Regions from separate parts of the Homo sapiens genome. Here region 2 is linked to region 1. Evidence: chromatin loops called from intact Hi-C (ENCODE). Cell type or tissue: endothelial cell of umbilical vein. All regions are shown on one strand.

What was found. Hi-C counts contacts between places; a loop is a spot of excess contacts. Peaks named below come from ENCODE experiments on the same cell type or tissue, not always from the same donor. Only the 100,000 strongest peaks of a DNase experiment are listed, where the experiment ranks them.
Region 2: a loop joins it to region 1, with 2.3 times the contacts of the local background. A loop is called at or near these places in 3 of 110 quality-filtered maps.

What each region holds. Positions count from the first base shown.
Region 1 is chr2:238,860,528-238,868,527 of GRCh38, forward strand. All of the region lies in intron 1 of TWIST2 (twist family bHLH transcription factor 2), which reads left to right. Among named protein-coding and RNA genes, the nearest start is that of TWIST2, 16 kb to the left of the region's middle. RefSeq lists enhancers at 3,681-3,975, 4,245-4,862. In endothelial cell of umbilical vein, no CTCF peak of the experiment used is centred here; DNase peaks (open chromatin) are centred at 3,864, 4,364 and 6,964; H3K27ac peaks cover 1,846 bases.
Region 2 is chr2:238,966,039-238,974,038 of GRCh38, forward strand. No RefSeq gene overlaps it. Among named protein-coding and RNA genes, the nearest start is that of LINC01940, 44 kb to the left of the region's middle. In endothelial cell of umbilical vein, a CTCF peak has its summit at 4,637 (motif pointing left); DNase peaks (open chromatin) are centred at 1,663, 4,623 and 7,563.

The DNA.
Region 1 (8,000 bases):
AGATGGTGTTGGGCTCCAGGATTGTTTGAATTTTCAGAATCCAAACTGAGGGATCAGGAGAACTTGGAGCAAATCCCAAAGGATCTCACCAAGGGTTGAGTTGCCAAAAGCAGACAAAAACTGTTCCGGGCCAGGCGCAGTGGCTCACGCCTGTAATCCCAGCACTTTGGGAGGCCGAGGCGGGTGGATCACCTGAGGTCAGGAGTTTGAAACCAGCCTGGCCAACATGGCGAAACCCCGGTTCTACCAAAAATACAAAAATTAGCCGGACGAGGTGGTGGGCACCTGTAATCCCAGCTACTCGGGAGGCTGAGGCAGGAGAATCGCTTGAACCTGGGAGGTGGAGGTTGCAGTGAGCCGACATCGCGCCACTGCCCTCCAGCCTGGGTGACAGAGCAAGACTCCACCTCAAAACAAACAAACAAACAAAAAACTGTTCTGTGTGATGCTGCTGTTCCCCCATTCCCAGTCCCATTGCTGAGCAAAGAGGAAGCCACCAGGGAGGAGGTGCAAAGGGAAAGAGATTCCCAAAAGCTGCCAAGAGAGAGGACTCCAGATGGAGATGGGAGGACTGGCCGCCGGGGCCCTGGCCTCTTCCTTAGTTAAGTTGTGCAGTCGGCTTGACAGGAACATGGGTCACCCTCAAGCCAGACACATCTTGGTCTCATGGCCCCCATCAGTCACCGCCGCAGGGGTTCTTCCCACAGCTGCCGAGGCGCAGAGCCCAGCTGCTTTGATTCATGAGCACGATATTCACATTCGTAGCACAGCACACTTGCTTTTCCTGGGGGATGCTCTGCTCTCCTTTCCGGCCACTTCTGCTTCGTGGTAACTAAATTGGAGGCTCTACCATGTCCAGCCTGTGCTCTGTATGCCTGGGGGGACACTGGAGCCAGCGCCCAGTGAGTGTAGGGTAACTAGAAAGGGCACCTCCATCACTGATTTTCCAACTGACTTTCAGAGACACCATCTGGATGCTCTGAGGCAAGTCGGCACCCTTAGGCGCCCGGTGGGGGTAGTGTTCCGCCCTTGTCTCCTCCACTCCTCCTCCCTATCTCTATCTCACTATCCCTGAAGGTGAGACCGTGGTGTCAGAGAATGCACTGAGTCAGCGTCCCTTTTAGCACACCTGCCACCACCTGACTAACAGCAAAGCCAGGCTTCCTGGTGAATCCCGTTACAGCCGTCCCGTTTATCCATGGTTTCGCTTTTCGAAGTTTCAATTACAGACAGTCAACCACAGTCCAAAGTTATTAAATGGAAAATTCCAGAAGAAAAATTGATACATTTTAAATTGCACACCATTCTGAGTATCTTGATGAAATCTCGAGCTGTCCCGCTCCATCCCCCCAGTCTCTGGGTCATCAGACAGAAAACACATACAGTATATATAGGGTTCCGTACCATCCTTGGGATCGAGCATCCGCTGGGGGTCTTGGTGTGTATCCCTGTGGATAAGGGGGCCTACTATAATTTCATCCCACTGAGGTGCCATGGCCCAGGCCAGCAGGGACAGTCACAGCTGTGGACGGAACACCACAACCACACGTGGACGGAACACAGCGGGACATCAGGCCAGTGTCTTACAGGTGGCAGTGGTGAACATCCAGTGAGCTGAAGTGGTGTTTACTAATGCAGGCCTTTCCGACCATCTGCTTCCAAAAGCTGACCATTCCAAGTCCAGCAATCATAAATAAAATAGCAAAATAATAACTCACTAAATTAAAATTGTAAACTTTTATATACCAAAAAACTATGACAATCAAAAATTTTAGAAGAACCAGGAAGAAAATATTTACAATCTGTTTTGCAATGGGTTAATGTTCTTACTAGAAAAAGGGCCTTTAAAAAATTTAAAAAGACAATTACCCCATATGGGCAAAAAATATGAATTCATAAAAGGAGAAATTCAGTTGGTCAATAAACGCGTGAAGTGTTGAACTTCAACAATAATCTAAGGAATTAGAAATAAAACAGAAGGATATTATTTTTTATTAAATTGGAAAAAATACATAATTATAAACCCCAGTATTGAGGAAGGTGGGGGAACCAGGCCATCCTATTTGCCAGAGGGAAGAAAAGCTGCACAAGCTTTCTAAAGGAATTTTGATGGTAGGTAAGAAAAGATCTAGGACTGGAAATACCCTTTGCATGAACAATTCCACTTCTAGGAATTATCTTAAGTGAATAATGGCAGAGCTGCCGAGCAACAAAGAAATTCATATCAGCTTCATTAATATTGGCGACAAAATTAAAATGTCCTGGGAAATAGGTGGGATAAACTCTGCTTGGTCCATATGCTGGAACACTATGCAGTCAGCAAATGTGTGTTGTAAGTGGATGTTTAATAAAGTGACGGCCATGATTGTAGGATGGAGCAGTTCATACGATCTCAGGTTGGAAGATCAAAGTGTGTGTGTGCATGCACGGGTGTGTTTGTCTGGAGAGACAGTGGCAAGAATGAATGTCTCTGGACCAAAAGTTGATGAAAGAGCTTCCTTTCCTTCTTATGTTTTTTTTTTTTTAATTTCTAGATTTTCTACAGATGCCCTGTATTACTTCTGCAATTTGAGAACACAAATCCAGAGGTGCCCAGTGCTTTGTAAAGATAGTGTGGCAGGCACATGCTGACCGACCCTCCCTCCAGAGAAGGGCAACTACTCCCAGTCCCATCATAAGGTGGTGCAGTGAAAATACAGCTGCCATCCACATAGGAATGCCCTCACCGCAACCCCCACTCGGTGTTAGGACTTAGGTACTTGCTGAAGTAATACAAAAGAGTGGCCTTCAGAATATATTTTTGTATCTTCTGCAATCTACATTAAAGATGCCCGTCCATCATTTTCAGAAGAGGCCTTTCGTGTTAGGATAATTCAGAAGGATGCACCCGGAATGTACCAGCGCGGCTCCCTGATGGAGCTGGCGACGTCCTTTGGCAGTGAGGGCTGTGCGGTTTCAGCTCTCCTGGCTGGCCTTTACCCGCTGGGCAGTTCCCAAATGGCGCTTCATGATGGGACTGGCGCTCATCCTCACACTGTTAGTGTTAGCATCCTCATTTCTTCTGCCTTTTTTTCACTCCTCTCTACGTAGTTGGGGATATCTGTTGTTAACCATAAACCACTTCAGCTTTGGGGAAGCAAGTGGGAAAAAACCTCAATGAACCCCTTAGCTGTTCCCCGAACCCAAATTGAGAAGAGGTGCTTTGACCCCGACTCACTCAGTGGAGCTAGAAAAAGCCCTTTCTTAGCTACTAGAGACGTTTTATTCACTTTTTACCAGGATCAAAAATGAAAACCACGTGTCCCCCTGGCCTTGTATGATGAATGACAAATGTGTGGGACTGAGGAGAGGTCGGCCGTAGAGTAGGTCTACCCCCTATCCTGGGGGCATCCCTGTGTGCCAGCTTCTCCAGAACCTACAGGGAGGAAGCACCAGGCGGCACCTCCCCAGAGGCTGGAGACCAACCAGGCACAGAATCTCTCATTTCCTTTCAGATTCTTCGCCATAATCTAATTTTCGTTAAGCCTGTCTTCCTTTACACCCTGGGCTACATTTGACGCATATTTCTGGCAAATTCTGGGACCACCTTTGCCAGATGACCAAATCCTTTTCGGAGAGATGACTGAAATATTTGTAAGTTTCCATCAGCATGGGGGGAAGGGGCTGGAGGTGAGGGGGGACCTCTCGGGCTGTGCCGTGGTATCCTCTCTTCTCCACATTACACCCCAAGCACGCGACTGTGAGCGGCGATCGGGGCCTGATCCTCAGTTCGAAGACACAGATGCTCACTGCTGTAGAGACATAAAGAAACCAAGAGGTTAACTGCCAGGGTTAGTCCCCTCCGCGGGCCTCCTGCATGAATCAGAGCCGACTGGGAGCAGGAGTGACTCAGAGCCGTGGCTTTTTGTCCTCTGGCTGTGCAAATAAACAGAGCAGGAAGGTTTGAATGGGCCAGGCCTGGAGCAGAGTGCAGGGTTGGAGGCGGCTCCCAGTTCCAAGGCGCGCCCCACCCGGCCCCCAGGCCAGGTCAGCCTGGGGAGGGGAGAACTAAGGGCACCAGGCAGCCCACCCGGCCCGGCCAAGACCAGCAGGACAGGGGCCCAGAGGCTGGTACCCTCCGAGGTGCGGGAGAAGAGGAGGTGGGAGGGTGCGGGGCCGTGGCTTGCTCTGTGGGGACACTGCCCTGGGGTCCACCCTGCCGCGGGGTCCACTTGGTATAGGCACCCACCAGGCCTGCACCCTACCCTGGGAAACACCTGTGGGGCTGTCCCCTTCTCTGAGCATCTGTGAGGGGTTTTCCTCTCCTTAGGGACCCCTGGAAGGTCCAGAGTGCAGGGTGTGTGGCCAGGCCAGGCCTGGAGATCCGCCAGGAGCAGAGAGCTCCGGAAGGCCTGCCGGGAGGACCTGGAGGATGCATCTACTGCCAGGCTCGGTGGGCCTGGCCACCCGAGGGGCCTCTTCTCTCCCCCTGCAAACTGACATAAAGGGTTTGAGAAACGATGGCAAAGCCACACGGGGTCACTCCACTCGTTGAAAGTCCACCCAGCAAGCATGCAAGCACTGGGCAAGCAAAATTATTTTCATCCTCAGAATGGTCCAGTGAGCTGGGTGCTTTCACCCCCATTTCACAGCAGGGGAAACTGAGGGACCTACGTAACTCCTCAGCTGAGAGCATAGACAGAGCTGTGGGCAGAGCCAGGAAGCAAACCCAGCCAGTCCAATTATCTAAAAAATGAGATTTTTCCCTCCATGCCAAGTATGGCCCCATCCTACTGAGTCGGGTCATTATGTCAGGGCTCTCTGCTTTAAACGACGGCGCACAGGGACCTCCCCATGCAGCAGGGAGTACCCCGGAGAGTGAGGGGGGCCTGGATCCAGCCGGGCACCTGTTGGCGTTCCTACACCCCTGCAGTCTGCTCTCAGGTGCTCCTGTGTTGGGAGCAAGGCCTGAGGCGCTCGTGTCAGGATTCCCTGCGGGAGATCGGGTAGCTTCAGCCTGGGCACAGAAGCCTCTGGGTCCAGAAGTGAGCAGATCAAACCCCTGCCCTACTCACGTCACCCACCTGGCGTCTCCTGGCTTTGGGTGGCCCAGCCACATGCCTGCAGGTTGAGTCTTTGAATTTGCAGGGCCAGGGCCAGCTGTGCCATCTGGTCTTTTGGAACTTTTTTTTTTTTTTGCTGTGGCATTAGACAGGCATCCCCTAACCCAGAGAACCCTCACTACCACTGCTCAGAGGTCCCTTTTTATACGTGGTGCCAGTGAATACACCAATTTAGATGCTCTGTGTAGGTAGGAAGCAATCCCCACAGTCTGTGCGATGTCACCTTGTGTGGTGGAAATGCCATTCGCTGTGATGAACCCTTTCCAGTCACTCCACCGTACAGTGCCCCGCCGGGGTCGGATCGGCCCTTCTTCCTGGTCCCATCTCCCGGGATCTGCTGTCCCCTCTTCAGGCCCTTCTTTGTGTGGTTAGCCTGGGGTACCTTTCCCAGTCACTGATCTGACTCCGTCGCTTAACCTGTTAATGGAATAGCATGGACGATGCACCCCACACTGCATCTGGTGTTACTGGGACCCACTGAATGTAGGTTCCTTTACCCCCATTTCACCTGCTGCCAGCAGGATGGCCAGGCCTGCCAGGCACCGCCCAGGTTCCCCATGGCACGGGCCCTGCCTGCTCTTCTGTGAGCTGCCTCTGAGCCCTGGGCACCCTCCATGGCGAGCTCCCCAGGCCAGGAGCATGTCTGTCCTTTTCACCCTGTACCCAGCACTTGGAGCAGTTGCCAGTAAGAACAGGGGTGAGGAGATGAGCAAACCCACATGCTTGTTCTTAAAGCATGGCACCTTCGGCCAGGCACAGTGGCTCACACCTGTAATCCTGGCACTTTGGGAGGCTGAGGCAGGCAGATCACGAGGTCAGGAATTCGAGACCAGCCTGGCCAACATGGTGAAACCCCGTCTCTGCCAAAAATAGAAAAATTAGCTGGGCATGGTGGTGTGTGCCTGTAATCCCAGCTACCTGGGAGGCTGTGGCAGGAGAATTGCTTGAACCCGGGAGGCGGAGGTTGCAGTGAGCTGAGATCGCGCCACTGTACTCCAGCCTGGGTGACAGAGCGAGACTCCACCATGGAAAAAAAAAAGAAAAGCACGGCGCCTTCATGTTCCATGCCTTCACGCTGCTCTCCCTTGACTGGAATCTCCCTTGTGCCCGACAGGACTACCTCCAGTGTCCCCTCCTTGGGGAGCCTCTAACCACCCTGCTGGCATTTGTGGTGACTCCTGAGGCCTCGTATATCCCCTAGCGGCCTGGCAGCTGCGACGGTTTGTCTGCCTGTCACCCCGGGAGCACCTTCAGGACTGTGTCCTTGTCATGTATCCGGATGCCCGGCTCAGCCCATGCCCTGCACAAGTGGGGGTCATGGAGGGAGCCTCTGTTTCCCCACCAAGTACACCAAGAAACTACACTGTGTCTGATGCAAACGCATGTTTTCTGTGCATCTGTGATTTACAATTCCCTGGCTGCCTTCCAAGCAGAACGCACCTGGCAGCCTGGGGGTCTTGTGTTTGCCCCAAACAGAGGAGCCAGCCTCTTGTTTCGAGGGCCTTTTCCGTCCTCGAAGCCAGCAGCTGGAGGGAAGGAGGCTGGCTGTAACATTGGAGGGGCCACAACCCCCGAATTTCTTCTGCAGAAGAGAAGGGGTAGAGGTGGAGAAAGAGGGAGAGGGAGGCAGGGAGGGAGGGGGAAGCCACTGTACAGCCTAGCCTGGAGACATCTTGGGGGAAAGTGATTCATCTGATCTGGGATGGAAGATTATTCTGGGGAGTAAAATGTCCTGCCTTCAACACACACACACACACACACACACACACACACACACACACACTCCTCAGTAAAATACCCAGTTCTCACCAGGCTTTATGCAGTGGCTCTGGGGGCAGGGGCACAATAAAGAGAAGTCCCAGCCAGCTCCCGGGGTGGTGTGGGCTGAGGAAGAGGCTGGGAGGAGAGAGTTGTGGCTGGGAACCCTTTGATAAACAGGAAAGAATATTTTCACTTTGGCACAGGCCTGGCACGGAGGAGCTGTCAGCAAGCAGGCGTCCGAAGATTGAGATCACAGAGGGGTGGCCGAGGCTGGGGCACAGGCTGGATGCAAGGCAGATGCCACATGGAACCCTTAGGTATTGAGTGCCCTGAAACTAGAAACTGAAAAGGCAGTCACATCCTCATCAGAAAGAAATTGATGGTGAGTTAGGAGGCCAGGAGGGAAGCAGCCGTTCCCAGAGCTGAGGGGCATCCCTCGAAGGCGGGAGGGAGAGAAGTGGGAGGCAAAGGCTGGGGATGGCCGGATGGCCCTGGGACCAGCAGAAGGAGCAGGTGGGCTGAAGAATGTGTTGGAGCAGAGACTGTGGTCAGCGGAAGGCATGAGAGGGGCCACCCTCCTGCATGTAGTGAGGCTCGGGAAACGTGGAACGAAAGAAAGATAGAAAAAATAAATGCAGTATAATGGAAGTTCCAAGGAACACTGCAGTTAGGAAGGTGGCTGGCATTCCGGAATTACCTCCCTGACCAGTGCAGTGCCCCACAAAGGTGGCATCCCTCACACATCAGCCCCGTGCCCTGGGTTCCCTCTGGGTGCACCTGCCCAGGAGGTCAGGCTTTCTGCACGTGGCTCCCAGGGGCTCTGCTGAGAAGCCCTTAGACATCGTCTAGTACAGCCCCTGGGCCCTCTCTGGGGTGCAGACAAGCTGGTGAGCTCCAGGTCTCAAACCTGACTGCCCAAGTGCCGGGAGCCCCCCGCCCCCCAGCCTGCTCTGGTAAGCGTCGGGCTTCTGTCCAGATGACACAGCTAAGCAGGGTTTGGAAGAACAAAAAACAAAACCCAAGCCTGCCCACTTCGGACAGGGGCAGGGTGGAGAGCCTCAGTGGGGGATGGGGGACTGGCTAAGTCAGGCAGACTCAAGGGGTATGGCCAGACGGATCCCAGTCTCCTCCCATTCC
Region 2 (8,000 bases), 110 kb after region 1:
CTGGGTCAGATGCTCCTGGTGTGCGAGGAAAGCCTGCCCTGTCGCTAAATACACCCTTGCTTCTGTATGGATCAGGATCAAGTATCAAGTGTAATAGCAGATGAGGAGCCGTGGTATTTTCTCAGTAAATAACGGGTGGGCTGGGATTGGCGTCCGTGCCAGCTGACCGCAAGTGCGGCGGCCCCCAGGGCTCTTTATTGCCAAGATCCTGCCTTGTAAATTGTTGGTGTTCACAGCGAGTGGGGACCTGGTTCTCACGGCTCCTCTCTCCGTCCCATTAATTACCTCCATGGAGGAAGCGAGGTCAGGACTCCCACTCAGGTGACTTCGTCGCAGGGCTGTTCCGCCGTGACCCAGGTGAGTTCGTCGCAGGGCTGTTCCGCCGTGACCCGGGTGACTTCGTCGCAGGGCTGTTCCACCGTGGTTCTGGAAGGTGCTTTTCTTACCCACCATCGCCTTACCACCTGAAGCCAAGAAATGCTTTTAAAGGGGATGGCAGAGGGGACAGAAGGAGGAAGCCATAGGCCCTGTGCCAAGTGCTGGGCCTGCAGCCCCCACTTCTCCTCGCTGGCGTTTGAGCTGGGGACGTGATGACCCCGTGTGAAACGAGGGGACAGGGGCTCACGGAGGCCGCGTGGCTTTCCCAGGGCTCCACCCCACTGGTGAGTGGTCAGCCAGGACGTGGCTCCCCGTCCCTCCGGTGACCAGGTGGGCACTGGCTCCTGATGGTTCGAAGCCCCGGTCAGCCCCCGCCATCCCTAAACTAGTGACTTCCACTTGCGTTCTCCCCCAGGGTCTTCGGGGCACCCCACGGGAGAGAGCACCTGCAAGGACCATAACACGTGAGGCTGTGCTGAGTCCTACGACAGGCAGGAACTTGTACTTGGCCCCCGGCGACCCGGGCGATTTGCGGGTCTTCCTCTTGGTTTAACGAAGGCTCTAGCCCGGTTCCGGAGCCCACCAAGACGCTGAAGCCATCAGTTCTTGGCTTGCATTTCTAGAGCCACCCGTGTAGTTGCGAGACAGTGAGAAAGTTCGCCCGAGTTGCAATCCTGCCCGTGCCTCTGTCTAGGAGCGACTGTGGCTTCGGGTTAAGCCTCTGTCTTTACCTGTAGTGGGAGATGTCTGCTCGTCACCCACAGGCGCGGCCCATGTGTGTCTGCCACGTTGTGTCGTGCATGTGCCCTGGTCCTGTGCTTCTCAGTGACTGAGTTCTCTCGTCCACCCATGCCTGGTCTGTGACCTCCGGCACCGTCCACCACTCGCAGCCCCCGCAGTGCTCCCAGAAGCCCTCCACTCTCCTCTCTCCATCATCTCACCAATAGCTGTTTTCCTTCTCTGAGCGTCCTGAATCGAAGCCCCGTTATTCCTGGACATGGACTGTTCGTGGGGGCGGGGTGTGCTGAGCCTGTGACCTTCCCGTCAGTAGATTAATTCTGCAAGACTTCCTCTTTGGTCAATCTCCTATCCCCCACCAGGACAACTAAAATTGCTAGATGGCGGCGCTTTTATTAACCAGAGATGGTTTTATAATCGTCAACTCAGAGTAGCCAATTAGTCCCTCTCCTCACGCACTCACACAGACACGTGTCCAGGGCTGTGCTGTTCTAAACTCGCTGACCCGCATTCTCCTATCAGGAGCCCTCCAAACGGAAAATGGCTCCAGCAGCAATACCGCCAACAAAAACACAGCCTTGCAGGGCAGCTGCGTCTGCGATGCGCTCAGCCCAGACCCGCCCACCTGCCTAGCACCGCCCACTCGCCTAGCACCGCCCATGCACCCTTCAAGGCCCAACTCCTGGGGCACCTCCTCTATGAAGTCCTCCCGAGCTTCACCGGTCAGGCCAACTCCCTCAGCCTCCTGTCTCTGGCCGCAAAGTCTTTAGGCTCAGCCCTGCCCAGTGCCTGCTCAAGGGTGTTCATCTCCGCAGAGGTGGTGAATGTAATCTCTCATGCTGAAAAAGTGTGGGACGGGGCTGCCTGGTGGCAGAGGTTACTGTCAGAGATTGACAGGGCCTGGAAACCCTCATGCCTCCTCCTCCTGGGTTGGAAATCCTGGAGCAGACTTTCAAGGCAACTTTCAAGGCCAAATACAGACGCCAAGGTCAAATGCAAACAAGCACAAGCGCCGCTGAGCGTTAGGGCTTGCAGGACGTCAGGGAAGGAGCCCAGACTCTGGTTTTGGGGCTGGGAGAGATTTCCAAGCCCTCTTCTTTCACATTGGACAAAGGACGTTGTCACTCTGAGCTGTGGCCATCTCCCTGCCTCGAGGATAAAGTGGGTGAAGCCTGAGGGCTGCTCAAGGGTTTTAATGACCTACATGAAATGGTGGCTTGATGGGGCCCATTGCGCTAAAGAGATTCTTATAAAATAGACACGGGGGCAGCTAGAAGCTTCGGGCTCCTCCGTGTCCAGTGGCCTTGGGCAGCCTCCCAGCTCCATGAAGCCTCAGTCTTTGCATCTGTGTAAAGGGGACACTCACTTCTGTCCCGCTTCATCCATAGAGTGATAGACACGTAAGCTAATGTGTGAGAGAACGCCCTGACAATGGGGAAGTTCCTACAAGTATGAAGCTTTGCTTGCAGATCTCAGAGAAAAGAACAACGGGTGGTTGTGGAGTCCTAAATTCCCTATTGCCATGTGTTTGCTCACTTAGAGGACAGTGAGGATGGCTTTGATTCCCCAACGTGAACCACAGTCATCGTTTCTTTACCCAGTGTGGTCAGCCCTGAGACTTGGGCTGAGGCTCCAATGCCATCCTGGGGGCTGGGCCTGCTGGAGCTCCTGGAACCCCGGAGGGAGTAGCCCTGTGCCCTGGGGGCCCCTCTGTCTCTGCAGTCTGACATCGTACAACCCCCAGCTCTCAGCCATGCTGACATTTGACCCTCAGTTCCTTCTCAAAATATCCCTGACAGTTCCCTGGATGAAAATGCAGTGGCATTCAATGAAAATTTATGTGACGGGCCCCAGAGGAAAGAGTCAGGGCCCTGATGGGTTTGTTTAAGCCCCACCCACCACCTCTGCTGACCCCAGCCCTAATGACAGGGTGAGCTCCCAGCTCCATCAGGAGTCGCAGTGGGAGGCTCAGCATGAGGCTCCGGTTACCAGCCGCCCGCAGCCTGCCAGGAGGAGCAAGCAGGGGTGGACACCAGTCCCCAGACCTCAGGCCCTCGGGGTCCGCTAGGGAGCTGCCTCCTGCACCCCTCCCTGCACCGCTGCACCATTCTGACGCTGGCTGCGGTCTGGCTTTTCCTTCCCAGACCTTCCCCTGATCAAAGCGAGTCCTTCTCAGGTGCCCGACCTGCCCAGGTGGCCCTGCACCCGAGGCCCAAGATCTGCCCAGTGGAAGGAGAAGAGAAAGGAGCTTCCTTGCCTGGGGTGTTGAGGACCCTGATGGGGGAGCCCCTCATCTTATCACCCATTATTTTGCAGGACTGAAAAGCTGCCTCCCAGCAATCCCATGCAGATGTGATCACCTAAGCAACATGGTGACCTGCAGAAGAAGAGAAAGAGAGGGAGAGAGGAAAGGAGCGTGATGTGCAATATCGGGATCTGTCCTCCGCATCTGTGACCTGCCCAGACGGCCCAATGGGACACTTGACCTTGCCTCATGGTGCTGTGGTCCAATGTATGACTCCAGCGCAAGATGAGCCTGAGGAAGGGTGGCACTTAGCTGGGTAGGATTTGTGCCTACGTGTGCCACATTTCTTGGATAAAAATTAAAATGGTTAATAACCTCCTAGAATAATGTGGAAAATCGGAAAGGATTCTGCAGGACGCAAGCGGCCAGAGGAGGCACACACAGCATCAAGCCCCAGATGGGGGCCCTACCTCGCTCCTCTTCCTCCCTCTTTCTCTTCCCTTTGGTTTTGTGGACTCCATGGGGCTTCTCCACCCCTTCCTCTGCCTTCATGCCATGTGAGAGGAGGGAGAAGGCTCATCCCCCCAGCATCGTTCAACAGTACCCAGCCCCAGTCACGCCAGGACCCAGAATTGATCAGATGCCAACAGAAGGCACTGAGGGTGCCTCAGGTAGAGGGCTTCTGGCATCTGGAGCGTGGCATGGGGAGAGTAGGAATTTGTGGGTGTCAGGTGGGAGGTTGTGGGTTCCCCCAAAGGGCTGGCTGGGAGGAGGTGGTAGAGCAGGTTTCAGACCTTGTGGGTGGACACCTAGGCAGGATTTTCCTGCCCCTGCAACCCAAGGGCTTTCAGGCTGAGGTTCAGATGGGCTCTTTCCCCAAGAGCACTGTGCTGGGTTGGGTCCCCGAGTCTCTGCATCAGTTCCTCACAGAGTTTCCAGTTCTCTGGAATCTCTGGAACCCCGGCCCCTGGAGTTCCCAGTTCTCTGGAATCTCTGCAACCCCGGCCCCTGGAGTTCCCAGTTCCCTGGAATTCCTGCCCCTACATCTCCGCTTAGCCAGTCCTTAGCCATCCTTCAAGGCTGGACACACAACCCTCACATGTACCAGGCAGACCCCAGCCCCATGCATGCCCACTGTAGACCATCGGTGGAGGCTCTCCCTCCTCCTCTCTCTCAATCACCTGCCTGAGGAGGCCGAAGGCCAGGTGTGACCAGCCAGGCTGACCTAAGGCCCCTGTGACTGTGCTGGGCTCTCCTCTGCCACCTAGTGGCCAACCCCTGAAACTGCTGCAGGCTTTGCCTCTGACTCAGGGGCTGACCACGTGGCCCCTTCCAGGTCACTGGATGCTCTTGGGGGCTCTTCTCCTCACCCTCCACATGGGCAGCATTGCTGACCTCAGTAGCTGCCCACAGAGGCTGTGCTGCTCTTCTGCGGCCGGGGTTGAGCCCTGGGTTCAGATGGGGGATGAGGGCTCTCTGTCCTTGACGTCAAGCTGTCTGATCTGTTTGCTCTTGCCACCCTCTGCTTGGTCTCTGGGGTGCCACCTTCTACCCAGCCCTCACTGAGTGTGAGGGCAGCCCGCTGAACAAATTGGAGGCACGTTCCTGGGGCCGGGCTGGAGTCTTGGGTGCCTCAGCCTCACACACATCCCAGAGTCAGGCCCCCCACCCCCGCTAGTTATCCACAAGGGCCCACAGGACACTTGTGCCTCTTGGAACCCCATCCTCCCAGGAATACCCCAGAAAGGCAGAGAGTGACCTTCATTTCATCTTTATTCAAAAATCTTAGTCTCAATCAGCAACCCAAGATGGCATCCCCCTCCGTTGTAGAAGGTCCTCCGAGTCCTCATGGGAACAGAATTCCTGATGCCTCCAAGTCCTTGAGGGCCTGTGGTCCTTGCTGCACAGCAACACACTTCTCACCTGACTAAGGACTGGGTTGGGGGCTCACTGCTCATTCCTGGAGGGGCCACAGAGCCTGGTGCAGCACTTGGTGTATGGGGGCAGATGGATGTGCAGCCAACCATGGCCAGCCATGCCCACTGCAGGGCTGCTTATGCCAGCCTCTGCCTCCCTTGTAGGACAGTGAACTCCAGCTCCAGCAGCCTCCCCCAGGACAGCTGCTGTCTCTGGCCACTTACCAGGGCTGGGCTCCATGGAGGTCATGGCAGATGCAGATCTTCCCACAGCTGGGAGGCTGCCAAGGCCAGAGGCAGGTGGAAAGAAGCCCATCACCTGGGCAGAGGCCCCCAGGGCAGATCCTGGTACTCACCCATAGCCCCCTGCCTCCTGTTACCACAGGCTAGACAGGGATGCTCAAAGCCCCCAGAATCTGCTTCCTCGCTGGAACCGAGCCTTGTGTGAGGCCGCTAGCGGACTCTTAATGTCCAGCAACCCCCATGTCTCTGAGCCCGGAGTCAAGTCAAGGAGCATGCAAGCCCCAGCCTGAGAAGCTTCTAGGCACCCTCAGGCCCCCATCAGACAGGGGGAGATGTCAGGGTCAGGAGGAGTCCAGAGGTTGCCCAGCAATGGCCACCTGAGCAGGGACTGAAGTCCCTGTGACTTGCATGACTAGACTGCCTGTCCAGAGAAGGTTCCCCTCACCCCAGCCTTGCCCCCAGATGCTATGACGCGCCGGGATTCTGCCCATCCCCACACCTCTGGTGTGTGCACCAGCTGCTGCAGAAGCAGACCAAAGGGGAGCAAACACGTGTTGTGCTGGTGTCACACAAGGCTCCCTGTGCCCTTCCACAGATGGACGGGGTGGGGATGTCAAGAACACACAGCCAGTCAGGCAGCCCCAGATCCTGTGCCCGTGCCTCACTGCTCAACTCTGTGGCCCCCACAGTGAGGGTGTGAGGCATGCCACCTACATGGGGCCTCATGCAATGTGTCTCTGTAGGGATGTCCCAATGCACCAGCTGCAGAATGATGAGCACTGGAAGACTGCCCCTCCCAGGCCCCCTCCCTGAGACCCGGATCTGCCTGCTCTCACCAGGAAGACGTCCTTTCCGTGTTCGATGGGTTGGACTGAGGAGGGGTGGTCAGGACATATCCCTCGGCTGTACACACCTGAAAACACACCCCTTCCAGCATCCAGCTCTGCAAAAGTGAACCTTAGGACTTCCTCCACCCCACTAACAGCACTTTGGAGAGAACTATGTCCACCACTTGGCAGGTTTCAACTATTTGAGAGTAGCATCTCGATCCACTTCTTCCAGAAACTGTCTGTCTGGGTATCCTGAGCAGCACAGCCTACTGAGCTTCATCAAACTTCACATTTCTTAGATTAATTAATTTTAGAAAAATAGAGAACTTAAGCTCCGATACACCTAGGACACCCTGCTTTGAATATGTATGAGCATATAACAGATTAGCATACAGAGGCTCTGACAAGGCCTGCAGCAAATGTATCTGACTTTATTTCATCTAGTTGTTGCCAACCATTTTCATGTATTGCCTGTTAGCATCCTACCAAATAGAGACTCATGGGGCTGAAGTGACCAGCTCATCCCAGGAATTTCATGGGACTTTCCTGGTTTTAGCAGTGGAAGTTCCACACCCCTGGAAACCCCTCAGTCCCAGGCAAACCAGGACAGTTGGTCATCCTACAAAAAACCCACTTTGGGAAAGCTGCTCTGATGAATTATTTCCAAAGCACATTCCACTTAATTTTCCCTTCCCTTCTTCAGATGCTTAAGAGAAAGAAAATATTTTTTTTAAAAAAAAAAAAAAAAGCAGGATAAGAGCCGCAGGATGATGGAGTGAAGCTAAAAGCCCCAGGTCCAGGGGGAGGGAGTGGCAGGGAGGAGCAGTGGAAGGGGTGGCCCAGTCATTATCATCAGGAAGGTGGTACCCCCCCGGGGGGGAGATGGGGCATCCATCAAGAGCCTTTGTGACCCTGTCCAGACACTGAAAGATTCCTGGATCCCAAAAATGCCAAGATAATTCATGAGGCTTATATTTCATTCGAGACTTCACAATTATTTATTGGAAAAACATCTTCTCTAGGAGGAGGGGAAGGGTAGAGAGCCTTTCTCCTCCTCCTCCTCCTCATCCTCCTCCTCCCTGTCTCCAGGCAGCTCGGCAAAAAGCTGCATTCCATCCCCATCCCGGTCCCTGGAGTCCATCCTGCTGACAAGGCAGAGCTCTGTCCCCAGGTCATACCACAGAGGAAACCCCTGGGCTATTACAGCCTCTGCCACAGGATGCCTCTGACCAGTGCCAAGTCCAGCACATAGGGGATACAGGGAAGTATTTCTTTCTTTTAGACATGTTGACCTATTTTTTTTTAACTTTCAATTTAGTGCGCTCATAGCATAACAATAAGGTGGGGGAAAATCTAATTTAAAAACCCACAGTTCTCTCCACCCTAACAAATTGTGTTCACTTTTCTCTCTTCCTTTCTGGCTATCGTACATGCATATATATAATTGTTCCAGAGGCATAACCATGGTGCAAATAGAAGTTTGCATTTTGCTTTTTTCAACAAACACATCCTAAAAAAATTCTCCTTATTACTGTTTGGTCTTCATAATTATCTCAGACAATGGGTGCAACCATTCCAGCGAGAAAATGCAGAGTATTTACCTACCCTTTACCCTGTTTGGATTTTGAAGTTAATTCTAATTTTTCATCA